Linked DNA regions of Homo sapiens: region 2 is linked to region 1. Evidence: chromatin loops called from intact Hi-C (ENCODE). Cell type or tissue: heart left ventricle. All regions are shown on one strand.

Region 1 (8,000 bases):
TAGTGTTATTATTAAATGAAATAAACTACTAAGTAGTGGTAACATTAGTTTTGTTAAAGCAAAATCCTATATAATATGTACACCTTTATCTCATATATAGGAGATATATTCCATATATATTTATCCTGTATATCCTTAAATATATTTACATATATGTGTATAAACATAAGGAAAGTTGTGGGAGAGTACTTATAAAACTTAATATTGGTTATCTCAGGATACTGAGATTAGAAGCATGGAGGGGGAGACTCTTAACTATCTTTACATAGCTCCACTGTCCTTGTTATAAGCATGCATTGCTTTGGTACAGAAGAATTCAGTAAAATAAAGGAAAGAAATAATTTGCTATTTTCTCAAACCTTTGCTTTAAAAAATATATGAAATACCATTTTTATTTTCTCCCTCTTAATCCCCTATTTTCTCTGCAAGCCTGATATTGACCAGGGCTGATTTTGCCAATTACGATAGTTTTCAAGATAGAAGTCCCCAGGGTTGGTGAGGGACCAACATATATACCAGACCATAATACATACCACAATGGCATGCTTTGTGTGTAAAAGGATTTCATTTTCTCTAATTAATAGCTTAGTAGTTTTTGGACATTAAGCCTCAAATAAGCCCTGGAATTAATGTCATTCCGTCTATGTAGTGATTTACCAAATTCCAGATGGTTCCCTGGTGTGGTCCTTTGTTCATGATGTCAGAGTTACTAATCCCTTTTAGCCAAGCAAGCATTTATTATGTGTTGCAAATGCAGATACTCTCAGGTCACCAGTAGGACATTTGGTTAAGAGATAAGAGGAGGAATCATTTGTCTCTCCTGATGATCTGGTGGAGATACTTGGTGTGGTGGGTGGGCTAGCTGAAAAAGAAATCAGAGAAATTCCCAGGAAGAACTGCTTTGGGGCTGGCTAGCTAGTATCTTTCTGACATTTTTTTCTCCTTCAGAAATCCTTTGCCTTACTCAGAACCCTTGGATTAAGTAATAGGAACTGCCCCAGTCAAGTTCAGTTTTTACTAGGATTTTTTCCCCACCAAATATGAACAAATGTAATTCCTGGGCTTTGTGAATTTCTGTTGTGATTTTAGTAATGTTTTTGACATTGCTAACAGACTCTGAAGAAAAATGCAATCTGTCAGTAAACCCTTTAATATAGTAAGGTTTTTTTTTTTTTTTTTTTTGAGATGGAGTCTTGCTCTGTCGCCCAGGCTGGAATGCAGTGGTGTGATCTCAGCTCACTGCAACCTCTGCCTCCTGGGTTCAAGCGATTCTCCTGCTTCAGCCTCCTGAGTAGCTGGGATTACAGGTGTGCACCACCACACCTGGCTAATTTTTTCTATTTTTAGTGGAGACTGGGTTTCACCATATTGGTCAGGCTGGTCTCGAACACCTGACCTCGTGATCCACCCACCTCAGCCTCCCAAAGTGCTGGGATTACAGGCGTGAGCCACTGCGCCCAGCCATTTTTTTTTTTTTTTTTTTTTTTTTGAGACGGGTTCTCCCTCTGATGTCCAGGCCAGAATGCAGTGGTGTAGTCAGCTCACTGCAGCCTCAAACTCCTGTGGTCAAGTAATCTTCCTGCTTCAGCCTCACGAGTAGCAGGGACTACAGGTATGCACCACCACATCTGGCTAATTTTTTTTTTTTAATTCTGTAGAGATGAGGTCTCACTGTGTTGCCCAGGCTGGTCTTGAACTCCTGGCCTCAAGCAATCCTCCTTCCTCGGCCTCCCAAAGCACTGGGATTATAGGCATGGGCCACTGCACCTAGCCAGACATTTTTTTAATTGTGGTAAAATACACATAACATGGTTACCATCTTAGCCATTTTTAAGTGCACAGTTTAGAAGTGTTAAGTATATTCATATTGTTGGGCAACCAATCTCTAGAACATTTTAATCTTGCAAAACTGAAACTATACCCATTAAACAACTCCCCATTCCCCTGCCTCCCAGACCCTGGTAACCACTATTCCACTTTGTTTCTATGAATTTGACTACTCTGGATACCTCATATAAGTGGAATCATCCAGTATTTGTCTTTTTGTGTCTGGCTAATTTTGTTTAGCATTATGTCTTCAAAGTTCATCTCTGTTGTAGCACGTTATCATAATTTCTTTCCTTTTTAAGGCTAATATTCCACTATGTCCATTAAGGGATTTCATTCATATATACATATATATATATATATACATATATATATACACACATATATATATACATATATATACACACATATATATATACATATATATATACACACATATACATATATACACACATATATATACATATATATACACATATATATACATATATATACATATATATACATATATATACATATATACATATATATGTATATATATGAATGAAATATATGAATGAAATATATATATGCACACACACACACACACATACACACATATTCAAAAGCCTTAGATATAAAAAATATTCACTGTTTTAACCCTCGAAAAACCTGTACTCATTTATTTATTGAAGTTGACTAAAATATGGCCGAGTACTAAAAAAACTGATGACTGAGTCACTACTCTGGAAGTTCTCAAAGTGAGGATACAGTGATTATCCAAGGCTGGATGGGTCATTTGTGCAATATGTAAAAGTAACAAAGACATACCACCTTAAGTTACCCTATTTCAGGGCCTGTTGTTTCTAGAGAATTCCTTACAACTCTCCCTTGCAAAACTCTTCCTCTCACTCATAGAAGATCAAAGTGGAATTTACTAATTTAAGGACTAATATTTCGCTTATTGTTCTAAGCTTATAAATTCTGCCTCTTACAGAAAACAGACCCTCTTCCTTGTTTTAGATCATATTTGCGTTTAGTATTTTTTTTTTTTTGGCATTAGAAACAGAAAGGAGAGAGGCTGCTGAGTCCCCTGCTAAAGCTCTAGTCTAAGACTGACATTTTAAAATTCAGCAGACAGAGCAAATCCACATGATTCCAGGACTTGCCTCTCAAGGTCAGAATATTTAGTGAACACTTGGGTCAAATCCTCTCCTTGGTATCGGTGCCAGGATGTTGGCCCTCAGTTCACCTTCCTGAGCTCTTTGCTCAGTTCTCTTAGGGATGTTTGGCTGTGCCCCCTCAGGCCTTACTTCTGAGCTGATACGTTTGACCTCAAAATGGATAACAGGGCAGGAAGGTGGGACCAGCTTCTGTCACACTGTGCAGTTTATTTTCTATCAATAGCCCTGTTACAGTGCACAGGCTCTTGGGTTCCTTGAGGAATGGAGCCATTTTGTAAACAAAACACTGTCATTTTAAGCCATTAGAATGCATTCTATGAGGCATAATGGCCAGCGGAGAGCTACTGGGAAAGTCGGATGAAGCACAGAGTGAAGTATTTGGTTCTCTGGGTCTCCTGTGATTTAACTGCCCTACAAACTCAGCCTTCCCATTAAATACTGTATTAAAAAAATCTCTGGAGCAAAAGCAAATATGTGCTTTTCTTCTCTGAGAAGAGATGGATTTAGCAATTCTACTTCTGTTTGTTATTTCAGTGGAATCTAGTTGTTTTGGGAGTTAAATAGTCTTCTCTCAGATGTTATTTTAAATGCCCTCTACCCGCCACCACCCCTCCCCCCGCCTTTTTTCTTTTTGGTAAGAAAACTAGCTCCTTAGCTCTTCAGGTAGTGGTGAACAGTTTTAGTGCTAAAGAACATTCTCTCTCATGTTTTGGACATGAGTCTGAGTACATTAAATGTGTTCATGCATTTTATATTGTAAAATACAATGTAATTCTTGTTTTGTGAGTGGGAGGGTAGACGATAGTGCTGAATTCCATGTGTTAGTCCAGGCTTTATGGGAGGCAGATGGCAAAACGGCGTTAAATGTGCCAAGATTCCATTAGCGGACACTACCGTGTGAGAGAAGATGAAGAGTATCAGAAAAGGCTGCGAGAGTTTCGGCTCGCCCTGTAAGCCTGATCCAGGGAAGAGGAGAGGGTGGGAAGGTTAGGTGGGAGCACTGTGGTTTTGAAACAGCTGTGCAGTTTAAGGAAGGTTTGTAAGGCTACTGGGGAGTCTTTGGGCCAAGATCAACCTTCAGAAGAGTCCAGTGTCTCCCAGAAACCGGCTGCTTTGGCGTCCCTGAGGATCACTCACTGGCCAGGCACAGCTGTGGGAGGTACAGGGGGGCCCTCGGTTAATTACATGGCCTGTCACCTAAGGTGTAGGAGCCATTCTCAGAGTTGCTGCAGTCTGCATCTTTAAAGTTTTGGAGAACTCTGTGTTACCTGGTTCTAACATCACTAATGATGGATGCTGTTTCTTTTTTAAAGTAAGTCTCCATTGATTTTTGCATCTCATAATTCATTAGTTTGAAAGCTTCCAAAAAGCAGTTAATTGCCCCCAGGGGCCATCTAGGATCCTTTTATTCGCTGGAGGAACTCTGATATGATATCAGTAAAGAAAAGCAAAAACACAAAGAGGTTTTTACTTCTGTCGGTCCTAAGATTGTTATGTGTTCTTATGAGTTTTGCGGCCACACTCATCTGTCATTTATTAGTTGAGTGACCTTATGCAAATCACTGAACGTCTTTATGTATACAAATAGTCATAAAAATTCATAGCTGGCAGAATCATTGGGGGTTAAAACAATATGTATATTAGGACTTGGCACATAGTAGGTCCTCAGTTGAAAATGTAGACATAGCCAAGTTGTATTGGAAGTTTACCCTGTGCTCCATGGGGTGCATAACTGTCAGAGTTCACTGCAGGGATCTGGAAGATGCCTGGTGTTTTAAGCAGGAAGGGATTAGTGTCGGGAGGTGGTGCTCACACAATCATGGGAAGTGGTGGGGGTGGCCAGCCCCAGGCTGGGCTTCCAGACCAGCTCACCAGGGAAGCCTCTACCTCTGTTCCAACCAGGAAGGGGAGAATGAGGAAGCTGCCACTGACCCTGCCACATTCCAGGACACACACCACCATGGCTGCAGTCCAGGAATTGGGAAGCTGGGAGCATGAAGCTGCCACCACCACTGCAAACTGCCTCTTGACACCCTTAGAGTTAGTGTCTGGACAGTGGGACACCACTGCAGAAATGCCACATCTCCACAACCTTACTTACCAGCAGAAAGCCAGAAGTAGCAGCGCTGGGCGTCTCCTGGATTCTGCCTTCCAAATTGCATGACAGTGCATCTGCCACACAGACCCTGATTGGCATGCAGAACTCTAGCTGTGGTGGCTTTTAGCTTCCCAACTCTGTCATCCAACAGGGGTCTGCAATACAGGAAGGCACAGGAGAAGGAGGTGGCTGGATGCCCGAGCATAGCTGGCACCCTTTTCCAGCACTGTGCTAGGTACACTATGTGCATCACCTCATGTAACTGTTGTCATAGCAGAGCAATATAGGTAGAATTATTACCCCCACTTTACTGATATGGAAAATGAGGCAGGTATCTGGTGGGGGCAGTCTGTGTACTCAGATCTGTCTGTTCTCAAAGCTCATTCACTTAATTAGTCTGGTGCTTTTTCTAGAACATATGCGTTCTTTGTGTTCACTTTTGAAAAATGTCCCAAATCCCAGTTTCTTTTCCTGTGTGGATGAAGCTGCCCTCACTGCAGGCAGATTGGGTAAATTGTTTTTGATGATCATTCAGGGAATAAATACATGAACCTCTTCACTCCAGCTCCAGGGGTATAAAGAGTCAGTTTGCAGTGGTGGTGGCAGCTTCATGCTTCCAGGCTCCCGATTCCTAGACTGCAGCCCTGGTGGTGTGTGTCCTGGAATGTGGCAGGGGCGGTGGCAGCTTCCTCATTCCTTACTTCCTGGTTGCAACAGAGGTAGAAGCTTCCCTGTGGGCTGGTCTGGGAACCCAGCCTAGGGCTCACACCACAGCACCACCTTCCACAATTCTGTCTCCTGCTTTGAGTCATCAAGCTGTAAAGAGCATTGCAGATTGTCTTGTGAGTCCCTTGCCTCTCTTCTGCCATTATGAACAGGGGAACTGAGACAGAACTAGATGAGCATATTCTGATTAAGGGCTTGAAGTTGAGATTCTCACTCAGACCAGCATCCTTTCTCTTATCCAGTAGCTTGGTTGTCCTTGGACCTATAATACATTGCATTCACTGTCCTTCTCAGGCTCACACAATAAAGGTCCCAATGGGAATGCCCGGATACATCTGCACCCTTGATCTTTGGCATATGGACTCTCTGCTTTTTTTATTTGTTTGTTTCAGGTTGTGACATTGCCACAGGAGATGGCCACACATGCTTATGCCTTCTAGGGCTCAGTTTTGGTGAATCAGTTGTTTTCAGAAAGTAGCCTGTGAACTGCTGGCTGTTGATGAGAATCCATTAGATCCTCTGAGGTCTAGTTGAAATGGCAAGATCACAGTATGCCAAAGTCTTCTCAAGTTCTTAGCTTGCCATGGGGACAAAGAGAATCTCTGGTCCTTCAGTGGCCACTCCTTTTACAAGGCAAAGTTTTTCAGGCAGACTTTGTTGCGTCTCAACCCAGGTATTTCTGCAACTCCCTTAAAACTGCTCATGTGTTCTACAAATCCACTCTGTTGACACCAGTCACCTGTTTTCTGGATGGCTCTAACATTCTCTTGCAGATCGTTCTCTTTGCCATACTGCTACCAGTCTTCCTGCACAGCTTCAATTTAGGTGAGATAGGCACTAACTTCTTAGTTAAATATTTAAAGCACATCCAAGAAACCTTGCAGAAGGCTTGCAGAGACCATAAAAATCACTCAAAAAGCAAAACTGTAAGTGGACAACCAATGCCACATCTCCCCACGTGGCTCCGCTGCAGTCCATTGCAAAGGGTCTATTTGAGCTGCTTCTTGCCTCACCCTCAGCCTGCCCCTGTGTTAGCCAGTGCTCATTAACACCATCACCATCCTGGAGTACCTAGAAAACTTTTGTTTTAAATTTTTAATTTTTGTTGGTATATAATAGGTATATATATTTATGGGGCATTATGGGATATTTTGGTACAAGCATACAAGGTGTAATAATCACATCAGGGTAAATGGGGTCTCTGTTACCTCAAGTATTTATCCTTTGTGTTACAAACAATCCAACTGTACTCTTTTAGTTATTTAAAAATGTACAATTAAATTATTTTTGATTTGTCACCTATTGTGCATCCTATTGTGCTAGCAAATACTAGGTCACCCTATTTGTCAAATTGGTATCCGTGTGAGGGGGAAGATCAGTGGAGCCTTCTATTTGGCCATCTTGTTCCACCCTTTCTCCATGTCAAACTTCTTAATCTCTCCAGAAGCCTGTGTATGGGCAGACTTGGGGAAGTATGGAGGCTTCTGTGAACAGATGTGGATTTCAGCTGAGATGCTGGGGTGGAGGTGGCAGTGAAAATCTGAGGGAAGACAGAGGGTTCCCTTCTCCTCCTCCTAGTCTTCAAATGGTAGACACTGACAAATATTCCATAGTAGCAGAGAGAAGAATCCAGATCAGAGGGATGGTCAGGGATTACACTTCTTTATCGCATAGCTTGATCTCGAAACTCTTAATTCAAGTAAGAACACCAGCTGTTTTTAAAAGCTTACATTTATCTCAGTCTTCCTCCAAACAATCACCTGCCACAATGTTTGATCAATTGTGATCCTTGTGTCTGAGGATGGGGAGGGTCAGGATCTGTAACTCTGTTTTAGGTGGCAGCCAGAGGAGACATGAAAGCAGTATGTGGGGTGTGTGTTAATTCCACTTCTGGGAGTGTCACTTCTCTTGTTGTTGTTCCAGACTTGCAGTGAATGGAAGGAAAATAGTATGTGCAGACTTGGATCACTTTGGTAATTATGCCCATCATATGAGGAAACAGGGAGCAGCCTTTGTTTAGCAAGAAAACGAATCCAACAGCCAACGAATTACATTTTTACAAAATCGCAGCATGTGTGTATGTAGGGGGTGGGGAGTATTTTGTGTTTGAGGTTTTTGAGGCTTTTATGTTTCTCTTGGTCACCAGAAATAGGTCATTGGACCCTTTCTGTCTGGAAAAACTTGGT
Region 2 (8,000 bases), 120 kb after region 1:
GGGTTCAAGCCAACACTGAAATGAAAGAAGTCAGAAAGATAGTTTTAAGAATTCACTGTGGGGCAAGGGAGAGTGGATGGTAAGCAACAGAGTGTCCAATAGTCTCTAAGCATGATCAGGTGTAATGAGAGGCCGCAACAACAGGTCTAGTCCAGTAGTGATTACAGGGATGGACAGAACAGGAATTACTGGATGTGAGGAAATCTGTCCCATCATTTTCACTCCCACTACAAAAACGCTTTCATTTCCAAAGTAACTCATACCTAAGACACTGCAACAGTCTCCTAACTGGTCTTGCCTCCAATTTCTCACTCTTCTACTCTATCCTATGCTACTTCCGTAATAATTACCTTAAAACATTGCTTTTTCAGTGATTCCCCCAACCAACTATCCCATAAAAATATGTAGCAGATCTACAGCGACTAGCTAAAAGCCTATCTGTAAGCAGACAAGGAGGTTTCCAGGGTTTATAGGAATTTCATCAACTTGGGCAATCAGCCTGTTTTACAACCTCCTGCCCTACAGCCTGTGTGGAATGCGGTCACTTTGTTGGCTTAAACTAGCTCCTGACAGACCCCTGCAACTTACTATGCTAAAGTCTCCACTGTGGGAGAGGCAACAGCTTCATTACCATAACATGCGACCTATGTGCTGGCATGATGGCTCACTGCATCTGTGCACCTGGGATCCCTCCTCCATATTCAAGGCTGCACCCTTCTCTCCTCTCCATTGCCCCATAAAGCCCTCCTGTTGCTTTTCCTTAGGGAGGCAGTGCCTTGAAGAATCCTTACAGTGTCCTACTTCCTAGCACCAAGTAATAAAACTCCTATTGATCAAAACCCACATTCTCATGGGGAGTTCTTTGTTACTCATCAAGTGAGCGAACCTGAGTTTTTTTCTGGGTAAATTATTTCTAGATTAACAGTCCAGGCCAACCACAATTTGGTCACTGGGGAAAATTAAGATGAAGTGTACCACAAGAGAGAGCTGGATCTAGAGTTAGAGGACCTAGAAATAAGTCCCAGCTCTGCCTCCTTGGATACGTCATGAGCTTTCTGAGCCTCAGGTTCCTTATTTGTGAAACAAACATTAATTGATACTTAGGTGTAATGTTAAGGAAGATGATGATGATGACTTTACTAACAGCTTAGTGTGGTGTTACACACCACACTTGGGCAATCAGCCTGTTTTACAGCCTCCCGCCCTACAGCCATACGTGAATTAATAAGTACTGTGGATATTGTAAAATACTACAGAAATGAGAATTATCCTTCTCTAAGTTCTCTCAAATCGTCTGTTAGTAAGGCAGTTCTAGAATCTTAATGGTGATATAGCTGTAAAAATGTACCAAAACTGTTATTTATGTTTTATCTCCTATCTCTGGCTTCCATTCCTCTGGCCAAGGATGGCCAAAACTAACCATCTAGTCTGAAAACCATTATTCTTGTGGAAAAGATTTGAGAAAAACAGGATAGATACCTTTCCCTCTAATATCTAATACCATCTTTTCCAAACAGAAGTAGCTTTCCTTATTCTGTTCATCTTCCTGCAGTAAATACTAAGTCAAGTCACTAGCTGTGAACCATGGCTCTGAAGGCCTAGCTAAGACAAGGTGGGTTAATAAAAAAAGAAAAAAGAAAAAAAAAAAAAACCCAAGAACTCTGAGTAGTATAAGGAGTTTTGAGCTAAAGTCTTGTTTCTGCCTGAAGCCAGGTGTGCTACCTTTAAAGTTACATCTGGGACCTGAGGAAGGCAAGGGCAATGAATGTTTTATATGCAGCTGTATCCCCAGTGCTGGAATCAGTTCTTGACACTTATAGACACACAAAGTAGAATGAGATAATGAAGTGATGGTCTTCAAATCTGACACTTTCCTTAAGTAGTCCATGGTGTCTGGAGTAACAAAAATGTCACAAAATCAATGCAAACATGTCCATGGCCACCAGGCTAAAAACGCATTTTTGGATGTACACTATCTAAAATGCTTTATTATTTTTCTTTATCATGCCTTGTGTTAGACACTGAAATGCTTAAATTGATTTGATGCATAAGGGGTCTCCAGAGATCTGGGATCTGGAGGGAAACTGTCAAAATACAGAATGCAGGGATCTTTACTTATAAATTCAACAAATATTTACTAGATATTTTCTATGTGTCAGGTGCTAGATATCAAAATTGAGGCAGAGCACCACCAAATAATAGACTCTTTCTTCATCAACAGAAATTAGATGGTTTACATCAATTACTTTTATAAACAGTACACCCTGTGGGTAGAGTGAAGGGGGAGACGGCAGTTCAGACTATGAGTATAAACAGTTGCAAAGGGCACATACATACATTTGAATTTTCTGCTGAAATTAAGCCATAATACACTACATTCTTAATACGATTAAATGTGATCTTCAAAGTACAGTTAATCATGCATGGGTGAGAGTGGTCAAATGACATCGGGTAGATCAATTGCAAGGGCAGTTGGTAGGTGCTCCATAAATTTGCTGTTATTTTAAGAGTTAAAATTTATTCAATCATCTTCAATAAATTTTTTTTAAAGATCTTCACAAAGAAACCAAAAGGATCAATAGTACTCTTACCAAAATAATTTCTAAAATAACATGTTTATCTAAAAATGTGTTATTGTTCCAGATAACTACTGCTGCATAAAACTATCCCAAAACTTAGGGGCTTAAAATAGCCATTTTACTATATTGCATGATGCTGTGGGTCAACAATTTGGGCAGAACTCAGTTGGGCAGTTCTTCTGTTCTACATCATATTGACTGGGGCCACTCAGAGGTCTTTAGTTATAGTGAGCAAGGCTGGGCTGGCGAGTCAAAGATGGCCTCACTTGAGGCCTGGCACGTTGGTAGGAATGGCTGGAAGGGAGCTCCCTCCTCCTCTCTATCTAGCCTCCGGGCCTCTCCGTGAATTTTCCAGCAGCATAGCTGGACTTCCTATGTGGTAGCTCAGGGCTTCAAGAAAGTAAGGCGGAAGCTGTTAGTCTTCTCAGAGATTAGGCCCCAAACTGGCTTGGTTATCACTTCCAGCATACTCTATGGATCAACACAGTCTTAACAGGCAGCACAGACTCAAAGGGAGAGGAAACAGATCCTACTTCTCAATGGAAGTTGTGTCAAAGAATCTGCAGCCATCTTTAATCAAGAGCATTTAGTAAAAAAGATGTCATCTTTCAAAACTGAGCAACATTTCCAGTTCATGAGGATTTGTTTACCCAAATTAACAAAAGCTTTAAAAAAGGAAGCTGGCCAGGTCAAAGAAAGATACTGTTTATTTAAACAAGGTATCTCAAAAATATATGCACAAATGGGATTTGAATTGTCATGATTTAAAAAAAAAGAGAGAGTTTGAGGTAACAGTCTATAGTGACCATAAAATTTATTGCCCACACTGAGATACTTTCAAGATGGAAAGGGGTACTGTAAATAAATGTAGAGAACAACAAGCATAGACCTGAACTGTCCCAGATAAAAGAGACATACAGTCACCTTTGGAGAAAAGGGAATAGATTGAAGCAATGGTACTTATTCAAAGGAAAATAGATATGTGATTGTTAAGAAGCCACTCACTGTGGCCTATAAAGAAAAGCTTCAGGACTCATTACTTAGTAGGATATGCTGATGCAAGCAATAAAATAAATTTCCTTCCCTCCATAAATGTACAAGTATTTCCTTCAATAAAACCAGATGATGTGCTCAGGGTGGCCTTAGGAATAAACATTTTCTGTCATCAAGAGTAGCCTTTTAAAATGTATATACCTCTGGGAGGCATCCTACCATAATTAAGATACTGATTTGTTCAGCAGGGATGGTAAACATACAACATCCTGGCTGCCTCTCTCAGGACAAATGCTGCTGGTGGATCACAGTATTCCCATGACTGAGCTCACACACAGCTGGGGGACTCTCCCTGCACAGAGCTCCACACAGCAGCTGCACCTATTGAGATAATGCTCTGTTTACATCCTTCTTCAATAAAGGTAACAGCACTCCAAAACTAGTTGACCATCCAGCAAGAACAGACATAGGGTTTATGCAAACATTATAGTTCCTTAATGCTAGACCATTGTAAAAAAGTTTTATATCATTGGTATTATGCATAAACTGGATTAACCATTAGAAATTATTTTCTCATCACTTGCTCATAAAAAATAAACTAAAAATAATTAAGTTTAGTTCATTTTCTGGTTAGCTTTCATGTATCTATGTATGTATGCATGTATGTATGTATGTGGCTACTTAACAATAGGATTTCAGTGCTTCACTTTACCAGTCAACATTACTGATTGTCAAAGTTTGTTGGGACTGTTGGTTCACGAAGTAGAAAAAGAAAGCAGTGGAGTGTAAGTGGATCATTGAGGGAAGGAGAAATTATATTTTAGATAGGGAGGATAAAAATGTACTAAATATACTGCTGTGGTCTGAATGCTTGTCTCCCTAAAATTCATATGTTGAAATTTAATCCCCAATGTGATAGAATGAAGAGGTGGGGACTTTAGGAAGTGATTCGGTCATGATGGCTCCACCCTCATGAATGGGATTAGTGCCCTTATAAAGGAGGTTTGTGGGAGCCATTTTGCCCTTTACACCATATGAAGATGCAGCAAGAGGCACCATTTGTGACACGAATTTTGCTGGTGTCTTGACTTTGGATTTCCTGGCATCTAGAACTGTCAGCAATACATTTCTATTGTTTATAAATTACACAGTCGAAGGAATTTTGTTATAGCAGCCTGAAGAGACTAAGACATATACAAAAAGGCGATTATATATAAATATACAATTGTTGTCATTAGTCTTGTAGACAAAATTCTGAATTTCCATAAAATGAATAAAAACTTCCTTAGAAAAGGTGGCCTAATAAGAGCAATGTTTTTGGTGCAAAAATATTTTGAAACTTAGAAATGAAAGTGTCTTTAAAAATATATTTCTGTATAACTCAATACTGCAAAATATATACCCATTTATAGGACATTTTGGCACACCAGAAGGACAAAGATAGTATCTTGTTCTTATTCTGTATAATGCCCAAGGCAATGCTATGCAAATGAGGTGGCTTAAATGATATTAGTTGATAGTGATGACTTTTATACAAAGACAAAACTTTTCTCAATTTGATTATTAAAAAGCTATGCCAGCATGTTACTATATATAACTAGCCATAAAGACTGTTAAAATTATCTTCACCCCATGCATATTTGGTATTCATAAAGAGGTCTACTGTCATTATTAACTTTTTTAAAAAGAGAAGTGTTAACAAATACTAATATGCTGATTGCTTTTTATGTCACATATTAATATTTAAAATATGTGTACTAAAAATCATCACAATTCCTCATGAGTCAAAAAATTTACCGCCACCATTTATAGCCAATATATTTAGGTCTCTAGGGGAAGGCAAAAACACAAAGCACTCAAGGTCTATGCTATAAGTTCTATAACGTAGTGTTAGAGCACTTAAAACACAGAGGAGAAAGCAATGGGAAAAACAGAAATGTTATACTATACTAGGTATATAATTCATCTCAATATAGTAAGACAATTGAGCCTAATTCCTAAGAAGTCACGTGGCAGTATACAGATAAAAGGCTGGGTTTCATTCCTATTTCTGTGATTCTTGGTGAAACTTTATTATTAATATTTTAGGTTCACTATGTAAAGAAACACTTTACGTTCGTTATCTCACGAGTTACTACATCATACTCATATTACAAATGAGGAAATTAAAATGCAAGGAATGTCAACTTGCTCCTAATTACATAACTAATAAGTGCTGGATCTCAGCTTTAATGAGATTAACATTCGCTGTCTTCATGGATGAGAAGATAAGTATATACAATAAAATACTCCATTCGAGAATTATAATACATACAGTATTCATAATGTTCATTGGAAACCTAAAGATGAATTAATTTAGGACCAGGGGCAGTGGCTCAGGCCTGTAATCCCAGTGCTTTGGGCAGTTGAGGTAGTCGGAACACTTGAGGCCAGGAGTTTGAGACCAGCCTGGGCAAAATAACAAGATCCCATCTCTAGAAAAAATTTTTAAAGAATTACTTGGATGCGGTGGTGCCTGCTCTGTAGTCCTAGCTATTCAGATGGCTGAGGCAGAAGGGTTGCTTGAGCCCAGGAGTTAGAGGCTGCAGTAAGCTCTGATGGCGCCGCTGCACTCCAGCCTGGGCAACAGAACAAGACCCTGTCTCTTAAAATACTCTAAGATTTCATTTACAGAGAGAGAGCTGTAAAGATACTTAGTAGAGAAAATACTAATATGCATTGAATTATTAATATAGTATTTCCACATTTGAATTATTAATTTCTAAGGGTCAGGAAAGCATGAGAACACTCCTAAATGTTTTAAATAAAGGTTTTTCAATGTTTCTCTTGGGTAACTTTACTAAGTGATTTTAAGATATTTATAGTTTTACTGTCTTACAGGGAGAGGTGAATCAGTGTTATCCTGGATAGATGCAGCAGACCTCTATTTTGAGTTTTCTGAACCTCCTCAGCAACTGTTCTTGAAATAGATAATCCCGCACTCATGTATTCAAGTCTGAATACTACCACAACCTCCCTTTCTCTGTTCTAAGTTTTCACAAGGCAAAAGTTATCTTGAATTACTAGAATGAACAACATTACATGAGAAATACATTCTCATATTTCTAATATGCACAACAGAGATAAATGCTTTCTCAAAAGATATGCTATATCTTTTTGTTCAGTGACTAAATGCTATCTTTCTCTGAATTACAGGTAGTATTTACTAACTCACATTGGGAAGTACTTCATTTTCGTAATCTTACACAGCATTGCTGGGAACCAGAAAAGCAGGAGAGAGAAGATGAAATATTAAACAGATAGTTACATTTAGTTTTCTTAGAGTAAAAATGTCCTAGGATAGCAGTTTCCAAGCTATGTGTGATAAAATCAATTTGGTGGGTCATGAAAAGCACTTAAAAACAACGAAATAAAATAGAAAAAAATAAATAGAAAAAGTAATACAAGCAACATAGCAAGTTTACTGTCTTATGAAATGTTGATTTCGGCTAGATGTATTTATTCCTATGTGTGCACTAAGTCACAATATAAAATGTACTTCTTACTGAGGGCCCTGGTTAAGAAAATGTGAAATCCCCTGCTGAGTGGATCTATAAAAATAGAGATAGTTATTAATTTTTTCCAATATTTGGCTTTTTGACAGATAACAATTTAAAAATAAAAATTATAAGTCACCTTATTTCTCCCTAAATATAAATTTTGGTATGTTTTAAAATCTTAAATGTATTAGAGAAATAAAAAACAAAAACAAATCCCCATCTATACAATTATGCCAGAGAAAGAATTTAATACATACCATGACAAAATCTTAGCTAGATTATGTATTAGAATCTTCAAATATTGTTTTTAGTTATTTTGATTACTTTAAATTTTACTAATATATTTATGCTTTATTTAACATACTTGACTGAAATGCAGATGTCCACAATTACAGCATTACTATTATTGATATTACTCTACTAAAAGGCTGAGTTTGATCTGGTAAAGCAGAAAGGATGTTTAAGAAATTAAACTTCTCTCTGTCAGGCTGAGAATAATTTTTAATGATATGAACCACAAGTGTCAAAGTAACAAATGAAATGGCAATATATAATATATGGCATATTTCTGCACACCATTAAAATTTCAAGATAAATTTCCTACATAAACACAATATCTATACATTTCCTTTAGTAACTATTCAGTCACCATCAGTTTTACCTTGTTTGAAAGTCTGCTCGTATTCAAACTCTTATTACTCCAAAAAAACTTAGAGTACTTAAAACTCTTTTTACAACATAGGCCTGAAAAATATAAGTGTGTAAAAAAACAGTAGGTAAGAATAGATGGAGAGAAACAGAAAACAGGGAAAAATCAAAACAGAAGCAAAGAAAACCCCAGAGTAAGGCATACATGCTCCCCTAGGCAGTAAGGTTCTAAAGACAATGA

Evidence for each region. Peaks named below come from ENCODE experiments on the same cell type or tissue, not always from the same donor. Only the 100,000 strongest peaks of a DNase experiment are listed, where the experiment ranks them.
Region 2: it touches region 1 in a loop (1.9-fold over the local background); 10 of 110 quality-filtered maps call a loop at or near these places.

The regions. Positions count from the first base shown.
Region 1 is chr13:97,565,904-97,573,903 of GRCh38, reverse strand. The region is part of intron 3 of LOC105370324 (a long non-coding RNA gene); the gene reads left to right. Among named protein-coding and RNA genes, the nearest start is that of RAP2A, 140 kb to the right of the region's middle. In heart left ventricle, no CTCF peak of the experiment used is centred here; a DNase peak (open chromatin) is centred at 4,874; H3K4me3 peaks cover 367 bases.
Region 2 is chr13:97,441,623-97,449,622 of GRCh38, reverse strand. All of the region lies in intron 1 of RAP2A (RAP2A, member of RAS oncogene family), which reads right to left. Among named protein-coding and RNA genes, the nearest start is that of RAP2A, 11 kb to the right of the region's middle. RefSeq lists an enhancer at 341-842. In heart left ventricle, no CTCF peak of the experiment used is centred here; no DNase peak of the experiment used is centred here.